Linked DNA regions of Homo sapiens: regions 2 and 3 are each linked to region 1. A link is an interaction called in ENCODE POLR2A ChIA-PET data of the cell type or tissue named here. Cell type or tissue: MCF 10A. All regions are shown on one strand.

Region 1 (4,000 bases):
GGCTCCTGGCGGGGCGGCGGCGAGGCGGAAGCGGTGGGATGCTGCTGCCGGGCCGGCGTGCAGTAGGGGCGGACCCCCAGCAGGAGGACCCCGGCTGCGGCTGCGGCGGGGGTGTAGGTGGGCGGTAAAGGGGGAGCAGAGTCAGGGGAGGTTGGGAAGCATGGCGACTGTGGGGGGAAGGGAGGCAGCGGGGAAGCCACAAAAGCCTACAGCAGGCCGGGCGGGCGCGGTGGCTCGCGCCTGTAATCCCAGCACTCTGGGAGGCCGAGGCGGGTGGATCACGAGGTCAGGAGCTCCAGACCATCCCGGCTAACAGGGTGAAAGCCCGTCTCTAGGAAAAATAGAACAAAGTAGCCGGGCGTGGTGGCGGGCGCCTGTAGGCCCAGCTACTCGGGAGGCTGAGGCCGGGGAATGGCGTGAACCCGGGAGGCGGAGCTTGCAGTGAGCCGAGATGGCGCCACTGCACTCCAGCCTGGGCGACAGGGCGAGACTCCGTCTGGAAGAAAAGGAAAGAAACAGCAAAAAGCCAAAGAAAAAGCCTACAGCACCCGGTATTCCCAGGCGGTCTCCCATCCAAGTACTAACCAGGCCCGACCCTGCTTAGCTTCCGAGATCAGACGAGATCGGGCGCGTTCAGGGTGGTATGGCCGTAGACGCTGAAGGAGGCGCCTGGCTGCCCCAAGAGCCCAGCCCGGCCCGGCCGTGCCCGCCGGATTGCAGCCGACACCGCCAGCCCGGGGCCGCGGGGCTCGGATCGGGGACCCCCGAGCCGCTGGCCCGCGGCCTTCCCCCGGCTCCCGCGCTCCCGAGCTTCCACCACATCGGGCCCGCTCGGAGCAGGGAGTGCTCCGAGGCGTCAGGGCCCAGGGCCCACGATCCTGGGACGCCCTCCGGTCCTCCGCCCTGTCGCGGAGGCAGCGTTTTGGATCCCTCGCCGCACAGGGGCTCCTGCGAGGCCCCCTCTTGCCCCACCCACCCAGAGCCGTCAGGGCTGGCCGAAGGCGAACAGCCGGCCCAGCCGCGCGGGGCCTTTCTCTCACAACGCCCCCACCACGGTCGCTTGTCCCGACCAAGACCCGGCCGGGGGGGCAAGAGGGCGTGGGGTGTAGCGGGTCGGGGGGTGGCCCTGTTTTGCCCCGGGCTGGCACTAGAGGCGGCGGCCTGATCTCGGGTGAGAGGGCCTGAGAGAAACCCAGACACACCCCACCGCCACCAGGAGCAAATCCACTCCCCCACACACAGACACACCCGTTCGTTCTCGTTCCGGAACCCGCACGCGAGCACGGGTGCGCAGACGCACGCACACACACACACGGTGAAACACAGACACACACGGCTTGAAGGAGAGCAAGGAGAAGATGGATGGAGAGATAGAAACCGAGGGAGGGAGAGAGACAGCGATCGAGAGAGACCGGAGAGGTGGAGAGGTAAAGAGAGAGAGGCTAAGAGGGACAGAGAAAGGGAGAAGTACAGAGGTACAGAGGGAAGGCTAGAGAAATAACGCGAGGTCCAGGGGGAAACCCAGAAGAGTGAGGAGGAGGGAGCTAGAGAGCGAGAACGTTTGAGCCTTAGAGAGGAAGCACCCTACTTCGGTAGGCAGCCCCCTTTTGAGCAGTCCGGAATAGGGTGGAGGGGTTTGAGCTGTGCCTGAGCAGGGCGGCCAGGCGGCCCGTGCGAGAGGACCAACGGAGCGCTGAGACGGGTTTTTTCTTGGATGAATTGCTTGCTTTGGAGGTGGGTTTCGTAGGCTCCATTCTTTCTTGGCACCTCACTGTGCTCTTGGTACCTCACTGTGCTCTTGGTGCGGTGCAGTGGGCCCCGAGATTTGCAGAGTGCGCCCGCCCTTTTGGCGGGAGCCGTGGTACCGGGCGCGTCCGGAGGCCTGGGTCTCTGGCGTGTCCTCGGTACTGGAGTTGACACGAAGTGCGGGGCAATAGGAATCCGGGTGCACAGGGACTGTTTTCCTGGTGGTTGGCGAAGCAATGTCCTTCCTCCCGGGTAAAGCAGTCCATGCGTTCTGGAGCGGAGATCTTGGCTGGCGTCTGTGGTACCCGCTGCCCCTGCCCGCCCCTTCCCCCGGTTTATAAGGTTGCGACTGCGCCGGATGAGTGAATTGAATTGCCTGGTGGATCCGGGAGCGGGAAGGCACCGCGAACGGCAGGGAATCCTGGCCTGCACCTTAGTGATCTGAGGCGTGGTGTTTCTGCTGGATCCGGTTTCATCGTGTTGCGCCGCCCATCCTGAATAGTTGTGATGTTGTTGCCTGGCTGTGCTGCAGGTTAGCCCACACTAAGCGGTCCCGGGCTGTTGTGTGGGCTTGGGCGTGTGAAAAGAGGGAGCAGATTTACGGTGCGGTTGAGAAGTACGGCGACCAAACGGTAAAGAGGGAGGAACTTGAAGTCTAAACAAGCCTGCGTCTCCTGGTTTTCTCAAGTGGCGTTTCATCTAAGTAGCGGTCTGGCCCAGACCCTGCTTATCTTCACGAGATCAGAGGAGACCGGACGCCTTCGGGGTGGTATGGCCTTAGACGCCGGTAGTGCAGCCTGTCTGCCCCAAAGGCGCGGCTCAGCCACGCCCGTCCGACTCCATGCGCCACCTCTAATCCAGTGCCATGGGGATCTTATCGGGACCCGGGAGCCGCTCGCCGGAGGTCTGGCTGGGTTGCTCTCCGTGTCTACGCCCAAGCACCGTTGCCCGCCGCCTTGCGCCTTCTGTTGGCCTCTTAGAGCCTTCCGTGATTGCTTGCGCCTAGGCCACTCGCTGGACCTCCGCGGCGCCACCCTGTTTCCTCGCGGGAGTGCCAGAGGCCTTTTCCCCTGCCCAAGCTCTGGGATCTCCGGGCAGCCTCCATTCCGCCGACTCTCCAGGCCTTCCCCGGCTCCGGAGCTCCAGAGCTTCCATGACTTTGGGCCGCTCCGGACTTGGTGTGCTCTGAGGTGTCAACGCCCAGGGCCCACAGTCCTGGGATCTTCTCTGGTCTTTTGCCTTGCGGCGGGGGGATTGTTTTGGATCCCTTGCTGCCCCTCTTGCAAGACCCTCTCTTGCTTCACCCACCCAGAGCCGTTTCTTTAAAATTTCAACCATGTTCTGAACTGCAGCTTTACAGTTGAATATTTTCTTTCAGAATAATTTGATTCTGAACTCGGTTTTTCTTGACATACCTGAATTGTTTCATGTGAGCCGGCAATTTCACATGCTTTTACTTTTTCTTTTTTTTAAAATTTTTATTTTTGAGACAGAGTCACATTATAATCTATTACTTCTACTAGAGATCTGTTTCTTCCTATTTAATGAATTATTGCTTTTCATATAGTCTGAAATTTGTTTTTTCTCTCTTTCTTTCTCTTCCTCTCTCTCTTTCTTTCTTTCTTTCTTTCTTTCTGACGGATTCTCGCTCTGTTGGCCAGGCTGGAGTGCAGTGTTCGATCTCGGCTCACCGCAACCTCCTCTTCTGGGTTAAAGCCATTCTCTCGCCTCAGCCTCCCGAGTACCTTGTACTAAAGGCGCGCACCAACCTCGCCTGGCTAGTTTTTGTATTTTTAGCAGTGACATGGTTTCTGCACGTTGGCCAGTCCTGTCTCAAACTCCAGACCTCGGGTGATCTGCCTGCCTCGGCCTCTTAAAATACTAGGTTTACAGGTGTGAGCCACTGTGCCCACCAGCTTTTACTTTTTCTAAAAGCCATGTATTACCCTGTTCAAGGTACTAGAGTACCTGTTTACATTCCTCTATAATATGGCAAACATTACTAATTTTGGGCACACACTCTTCCTTTGTCTTATTGAATTCAAGTACCTTTTCGTCAGGTTTGACTTCCAGGTTCTCTAAATGTGCTTTCTGGAGGCTGAAGCAATCATATTGCTGGAGATATTTCTTTACCTTTTTGATAACTGGTCTAAGAAACAAAGATTTTACATTTTATCAGGATAATTATCTGTGGTTCCTGTTGCTTGTTTTTATTAGGTTTTTGATTACTTGACAAAACAGCGCTTAAAAGGGT
Region 2 (4,000 bases), 590 kb after region 1:
CAACATGGTGAAACCCTGGCTCTACTACAAATACAAAAATTAGCTGGACGTGGTGGTGCATGCCTGTAGTTCCAGCTACTCAGGAGGCTAAGGCGGGAGAATCGCTTGAATTGGGGAGGCGGAGGTTGCAGTGAGCTGAGATCGCACCACTGCACTCCAGCTTGGAGGAAAGAGTGAGACTCCTTCTCAAAACAAAAAAAAAAAAAGGTTAAAAAATAATTATAAAAGGAATATACCCAGAGTTTTTTTATTAGAAAGTGTTGTATAAAATCTTGAAAGTAGAATAGTTCTATAAAATGTATTATCTATAGATCAGTAAGAGAAGATATAAAAAGACATATTTTTAAAACTAAACAAAATGAAAATGGAAAAGCAACATTAATATTATATGTGGTGTCAAATTAGCTTATTAAAAGAAATATAAAATCTAAAATCATATTAACTTATTAAAAGAAATATAAAACCTAACAGAAAAACTAAAATTAGAGGACAGAAATACCATATGTCAGTGGAGTTTAAAGCAACTGGAGCTGTGATACACCGCTGATTGGAGTGTAAATTTTTTTGTTGTTTCCTTGAGAAACTATTTGACGTTACCTACTCAAACTAAACATACACCTATACTCTGACCCAATAATCCCACCCCTAGGTAAATACTCAAAACAAAATGAATGCATGTGTCCACGGAAGGACACACACCTGCGCATTCACACCAAGTGTATTTACAATAGTCAAAAACCAAAATAAGTCAATTACCTGTTAACCATAGGTAGATATTTTCGGTCTCTTGGCTTTTAAAGCCTTCCATGATTTCCTATTGTTTTCTGACCAATTTTATTTCTTGTTCCTATTACCTAAAAGCTCACAGTTCCAAACAGGTGAGATTCCTTGGTCCCCACTGGATGTGACAAGGAAATATGTTAGGGACTCTGCACATTCGGGCAGCTGGGTCAAAGGATGGACAAACCTTGAGGGTTAGAGAATTAATTGCCCTGGGAAGGTCTCTGCAGGTTTATCTGCCTGGAGCGAGGTGTTTACCTTTCAAAGAGTAATAAAACCTGGATCCATTCACTTTGGTTTTGAATGGCCAAAACAATCCAGGGATTGTTAAGTGCTGTGACTTAAGAAAGGAAGCAGCCAATTCACAAAAGAGTGAATAAACATATACAAATGTCCAAGCTCACCAATACAGAAAAAAAAAAAAAACACAGCTCAATAACATTTTTCATTTATCAGTCTGGCAAAGAGTTTCAAAATTTTTTAACAGCCAGTGGTGGAAAGGCGCAGGTGAGCCTTCTCACACACGGGGATGGAAGTTACTTTGGAAATAAGTTAAACGCTTTAACTCACACACACCCATTGTTCGTTTTTGGAATTATCCAAAGGAAATATAGTGGATCCATGCAAAGACAGCAATTTCAAGAGGCTCATCACAGGGTTATTTTTGATAGAAAAACCTAACAGTCCAACAATAGGATGCTGGTTAAATAAGGTATGATATACCCATCCATTCTGAAATGCTGTAAAAAAAAAAAAAAAAAAAGTATTTAATGGCATGAAAAATGTTCACAACCCATTGTTTAATGAAGAACAAATTATAAACAATATGCAAAGTGTGTGAATATATAGGTACTGTACATGTGCACACATATGTGTAATGTCAAAGACAGAATTACAACAAATTTTGTTATAGATCTCATTGACTTTTATTGGCGATGAATCAGGGCAGCCTCCATTCTACAAAATAGAATGAGAGCTTCCACCAGGCAATGGCAGAACCGTGGGTTTTGTAAGGTAGAAACAAGGAATAGAACAGTAGGAAAAAACTGATTAGTTAACATCAGGTTACTTCAGGTTGCTTTTGTAATAAGGGTTAAAGCAGAGGGGACTTCCTTATATACTGCTGACTCAGGAAGGCTGGAATCTCCTGTTTGCAGGAAAACTTGGTCTGTTTTGGAAATCTATCTGCTTCTTTAAAGTTTTAGTCTGATTATGTGGCATTTAGCATGAGCAACTTCATTTTGATTTGGTCTGGTCTATTGGAGCCTAGTGCAGGAACTCAGTCTAAGACAATGGCCTCTCATAATTTTTGTTTAATGATAGAAAAACACTGGAAGCCTATATTACCAAACTGGTGGGAATATGGGATATTTAAATTTTCTTCCTTCTGCTTATCTATGTTTTCTAAGTTTTCAAAAATGAATACTCATTACTGCTGGATTAAGAAAAAGAATAAACATTATTATATTTAATAACACAAAGGAGCAAACTGAGAACTGGATGCAGCTTGGTAGTTGCCCGGGCAGGACACTGTCCCAAGCTAAGCTCCTCCCCAACATCCCTCAGGCCCAGAGCCAGCCCTTCCTCCTCCCGAGCGCCCTGCCCTGGGATTCTCAGACCTTGAAAGCCACAAGTCTTGAAAGTCTCTGAAGGAAGAGACAGGGAGCAAATGGAGTTTCTGATGCTTCTCCCAGGCAGGTGGGATCATGATGCAGGATTTTTCTTGGCCCCTTTGTGGGACTCACAATGGTGGATCCCCATCTACTTGGCCCACTGTACTCAGCCCCTTGCAAGAGGGAGCACATGAGCAAGCAAGTGCAGGATCCAGCTGGCCGCTCCAGGCACTAGCAGGAGCAAGCTCCATGCAGGGCCCATGGCCAGACCAGGCATGAGTAAATGAGTGTGGGATCCAGCTGGCTGCTCTGGGTGCCAGCAGGAGCAAGCTCCATGTGGGGCCTGTGGCAGCGCCTAGGTGGGGGCACCCACAACCCCAAAACCCCAGAGGGAGTGTTACAGTGCTCTCTTAGTTCCCCCATCTGCAGACAGTTATGTGTTAGCAGCTCAGTTGGCCATTTGTCTTGCCACACGGGGCAGCTGCTCTTCACCAGCAAGGGCAAAGGGCCAGTGTGATGGACTTTCTGGGTACCCACACTTGGTGGGTCCCAAGCTCTTGTCTGGTGTCCAAGAAGAATGAGATCACATGGATGAACTGAAGGATGGTGAAGGCGGAGAATTTTATTAAGCAATGAAAACGACTCTCAGTGGAGAGGGGAGCTGGAAAAGGGATGGGAAGGGCAGGTCACCTTCCACAAAGTCAGATTGTCTCTTCCCAGAATTCAAGCCATCTCTCTCCAAAGTCAAGCCGTCTCTCTTGAAGTCTGGCCATCTCCCCCAAAGTTCAGCCATCTGTCTCTACCAACTGAGTCTGGAGTCTTTATAGGCACAGGATGGGAGTGGGGTGGGCCGTAGGTAGTTTTGGAAAAGGCAACATTCAACTGGTAAAAAGACATTATTCATAAAGAACCAATCAGGAGAGAGTGGGCAAATGAGAATAGTTCTCACTTTGGGCTGGGCACAGTGGCTTATGCCGATAATCCCAGCACTTTGGGAAACCAAAGTGGGTGGATCACCTGAGGTCAGCTGTTTGAGATGAGCCTGGCCAACATGGTGAAACCTCATCTCTACTAAAAATACAAAAATTAGCCAGGCTTGATGGGGCACACCTGTAGTCCCAGCTATTTAGGAGGCTGAGACAGGAGAATCGCTTGAACCCAGGAGGCAGAGGTTGCAGTGAGCGGAGGTGGTGCCATTGCACTCCAGCCTGGGAAACAGTACGAGACTGCCTCAAAAAAAAAAAAAAAAAAAAAAAAAGTTATCACTTTGGGCTGTGGGTTTCAGGCTACTTTGGCTTGAAGGTGGGGTTTCACCTGGGACCCATCCCTGTCTGCTTAGAATTTCTCTGCCTCCTGTTTCTATCAATGAGATCTTACCAATATCTCTGAACCCATGATGTTCCCTCCATATGCTCGTCAGGTGCTAACCTACAGTATTAATACTTCAGTCCACTGTGGGTTAAATAGGTATATGTGAGCTGGGTGAGACCTGACCGCAATTGTTTCTAGGAGAGTACATTCCAGGATCCAAACAGTTGGCTTAATTAGACACTTTCAGCACCTAACATACAGGTAATTGAGAATTGCCTTTACACAGCTTTCAGTAC
Region 3 (4,000 bases), 540 kb after region 1:
AGATGATGTAAGAGAATAACTTTGTGACTTAGGAGTGAAGAGGAACAACTTAAAAAGAATCCCCAAAACAGAATGAAACAGAAATTAAATACTGATTAATAACATTGGAATTTAGCAGTTCTTTTCAACCAAGAACCCCAGGACAGAGTTAATATTTTGTACTTATTTAACAAACATTCATATATACTATGCATCAAGCTTTACTATGTGTTCCTGGGTGCTTTAAAATATCAACCGATTCAATATTCTTAGCAACCCCATGAGGTGGGTACCATAAGGTGCTGAGATGCACAGAGGTTAATCTGCCTAGGGTCCCATAGGTAACAGGCACAGCCAGAATTCAAACTCAGGTCTTTAGAGCCAAGTTCTGAACCACTGACCTACAGGGCCATGCCACAGAGTGGTGACAGATTGGGACAAGATATGTGCTATATCCAAAACAAAGAAGGACACAAATTTAGAATGTACAAAGAACTTCTGTAAATCAACAGCGTAAAACAGAGAAGCCCAATAGAAAAAAAAGGGTGCCAAGTGTATGAACAGGCAATTTACAGGAGAGGAGATACAAAGGACTGCTGACAAGCCTTCAGAAGAGAAATTTAAACTCATTATTATCAGAAAAATAAAAATAAAACAACAAAACATCACATTACACCTACGAGATTGGCAACAAGTCAAAAGCTGGGCATGAGGCTCCAGGAGGCTAATTGCATTGCTGGGGCAGGGATGGAGTGGACGGGTGCAGCCACTCTGGGGAGCAACTTGGTGGTTGTTATTCCATCTGGGTATACTCATACTTCATGACTCAGCAATCCAGCTCATTCATATGTATATTTATGTATGCAGGTATTCAGGAGCTGGATATATATGTAAATCTTCCAGGGAAGTTCTCACAGATGTCCTAGAGGGGAATGAATGTGTGAATGTTCTCATCCCAGTTTGGTCCTGGTACTGGGGAGTTGAGGGGGACCTAGATACCTGTTTCTAGGTGAAGCAACGTATACCATGTGGTGGGTACTCACTGTGGAATCCTATGCAGTGGTGTGAAACCACACACTGGGTGTACACACAAAAACACAGACAGAGAAACATTGTGCTGAGTAAAAAAGGAAACAGAATTACATCTATAGCACATTACTATTTATGTAAATTGAAAAGCACACACACAAAATCACAGTATGTGTTTTATAAAATATATTTATTGTCTTTTTTTTTTTTTTTGAGCTAGGGTCTTGCTCCGTCTCCCAGGCTAAAGTACAATCATGGTTCACTGCAGCCTTGACTTCCTGGGCTAAAGTGATCCTCCCACCTCAACCTCCCCAAGTACTTGGAACTACAGCCACATGCCACCATGCCTGGCTAATTTTTAAAAGATTTTTTTAGAGATAGTATCTTGCTGTGTTGCCCAGGCTGGTCTCAAACTCCTGGCTTCAAGCGATCCTCCCTCCTCAGCTTCTCCAAGTACTGAGATTACAGGTGTGAGCCACCGATCCTGGCCTATAAACTATATCAATATTTGTACTGATGTAAAGTTTATGCATAAACTATATTGTTTTTAAACTAAATGTTTGTTTACAAATGAAAAGATGGATACAGACATAGATCCAACATGAGGAATGGTTGCCCATGAAGGAAAGAAAATGAGAGTGGAAACACCTCTAAAAAGGAATGAATAAATTAAAATTAGAAACCAGGGTGGAATCTTGTGCAGAACAATGATGATTAATGTGCCCTGAGCCAAGAAGTATGATTAACTCAGCCCTCCATGTCATGTCTGAGTCAAAAAAAGTGTCCACAATTATGAAACACAATGATTAGGAAATGATCTTTTTTTTTTTTTTTACACAATGGTGTCATCTATCATAGCGTCTCTTTAAACCACAATGTTTCCTTATCTCTTTAGACTATTTTGTTTTTTAAAAAGTAAGTTTCCAATTAAACTATTAAATAATGCATCTGTCATACAGGGCTACACCCATATGCCTTTAATATATATATAATATATATACATAAATCAGACATGTTTTCTATCTTTGTCCTAAACAGGTACTTTGGTCTAATTTTTAGAGGAATTGGTCTCCAAACAAGTCCCTCAGAACTAGTCATGACAATCTACTGGAGATGGAAAGAGATCTTAGAAATTCAATCCTACCTAGTGAAGAAATTAAGTTCTAGCTGTTTCCTGTGTGACTGCTGCTGCTCTTCCTTTCTCTACACATCAGCTGTGCATGGCCCCCAGGTTGGGCGCCATGCACAGCTATCCTGGGGGTCTGGATGGTGGTGGCCTGTGGCTCTCATTTTTTCACTCCTTCACTCCTTCCACTGCTGCTGTGTGAGGCAGTTACCTGTGTCCATTTAGACTGTCTAGTTTTAACCAGATTCATGCTTACAAAACAGGCATAAAAGATTCCTGCAAAGAAACTGCAGAGGGAAAATAAAGTTAACCAAGAAAGCCAGCTGATCCAGCAGAAAGGAGCAATGGTGGCCTTTTCCCTACTCCTGACACAAGCTCTTCAACAGCCATGATAACAGATAAAACAATGGCAATCGAATCAGACCAGGCGAACATTCAGCCACAAACACTGAAACCATCAAGAAGATGTAAAGACTGGATTTATAGCCACTATCAATCTCTCTTATGTGTGTGTTGTGCCGTGACAGTGGCTAATGATAGCATAAACCATCCAGACATTGACAGGCTAAACGAGAACATGCATAAAAGGACAGACCTTTACAGGTTCTTCAGCAATGGTTAAAGTGAGGAAATGTTTAATTAATCCACCACTTTGAAAGCTCACTGCACTTAACAACAAATTTAAAAACTTCTTTCACATCTTCTCACTTCATAACAGTAGACTAAAAACATCACTTAACATTTGGGAAATGCACAATTTTTTCCCTACTAGGGAATTAGATTTCCTTGCTAGAGAAAAAAAAAATGGCTGAAATAAAATACGAAAAACAACTTAGCAACAGACTAAAATGTAATCCTTTGTTAATAGCTACTATTGAAAGACACATGTTCAAATGTTGGTGAGCATTTGAAGAAGCAAGCATTAGAATACGTTGTGTAGCCAGAGAGGTTTATTATACAAGAGGAAAGTAAGGATGTCCCCAACAGGTCTAGGCTTATAGCATTTGTTAGGTTCTGTATGGATGGTGAAATATAGCTTTTTCGTTCTGCATTTTTAGTAGAGATGGGGTTTCACCATGTTGGCCAGGCTGGTCTTGAACTCCTGACCTCAAGTGATCCACCCGCTTCGGCCTCCCAAAGTGCTGGGATTACAGGCATGAGCCACTGCGCCCGGCCGATGGTGAAATATATCTTTTTTTTTTTTTTTTGAGACGGAGTCTCGCTTTGTTCCTCAGGCTGGAGTGCAGTGGCGCAATCTCGGCTCACTGCAAGCTCTGCCTCCCGGGTTCACGCCATTCTCCTGCCTCAGCCTCCCAAGTAGCTGGGACTACAGGCGTCCGCCACCACGCCCAGCTAATTTTTTGTAGCTTTAGTAGAGACGGGGTTTCACCATTTTAGCCAGGATGGTCTCGATCCCCTGACCTCGTGATCTGCCCGCCTTGGCCTCCCAAAGTGCTGGGATTACAGGCGGGAGCCACCGCGCCCGGCAGAAATATATCTTAAAATCTCCTTTTTTGTGAACCACTAAAAGATGCCCCGGAGAAGATGCACTCAACATTAAATAACAATTTGAATAAAAATAGTGCCTCACAAGAAGACTGCAAGGTGCAGCCACAGAGGGAGTTGCTGCTTTCACTCGAACTTTCTTCTTTAAGTACAAGAAATTATGGGATTAGGTTTACAAATAAACTCCTCCCTTGAAATTCATTTGCAGAAAAGTTACTGTGGCATACAAGTTGACCACAATGCAACAAGTGCTGCCGAATGTCACCAATGTGGTTAGTTTTATTTAAAAAAAAAAAAAAAAAAAAAAAAAAGATCTCGGCCGGGCACTGGGACTCATGCCTGTAATCCCAACACTTTGGG

The links. Peaks named below come from ENCODE experiments on the same cell type or tissue, not always from the same donor. Only the 100,000 strongest peaks of a DNase experiment are listed, where the experiment ranks them.
Region 2: POLR2A ChIA-PET joins it to region 1 with 7 read pairs; 1 of 35 experiments calls an interaction of 5 or more read pairs at or near these places.
Region 3: POLR2A ChIA-PET joins it to region 1 with 5 read pairs; 2 of 35 experiments call an interaction of 5 or more read pairs at or near these places.

The regions. Positions count from the first base shown.
Region 1 is chr1:228,645,504-228,649,503 of GRCh38, forward strand. It overlaps a transcript of RHOU not described here, the pseudogene DUSP5P1, RNA5S17 and the pseudogene RNA5SP18. Among named protein-coding and RNA genes, the nearest start is that of RHOU, 88 kb to the right of the region's middle. In MCF 10A, a CTCF peak has its summit at 1,526; DNase peaks (open chromatin) are centred at 1,508, 2,238 and 2,658.
Region 2 is chr1:229,236,512-229,240,511 of GRCh38, forward strand. No RefSeq gene overlaps it. Among named protein-coding and RNA genes, the nearest start is that of TMEM78, 11 kb to the right of the region's middle. In MCF 10A, no CTCF peak of the experiment used is centred here; a DNase peak (open chromatin) is centred at 2,360.
Region 3 is chr1:229,190,444-229,194,443 of GRCh38, forward strand. No RefSeq gene overlaps it. Among named protein-coding and RNA genes, the nearest start is that of LINC02815, 38 kb to the left of the region's middle. In MCF 10A, no CTCF peak of the experiment used is centred here; DNase peaks (open chromatin) are centred at 768 and 1,768.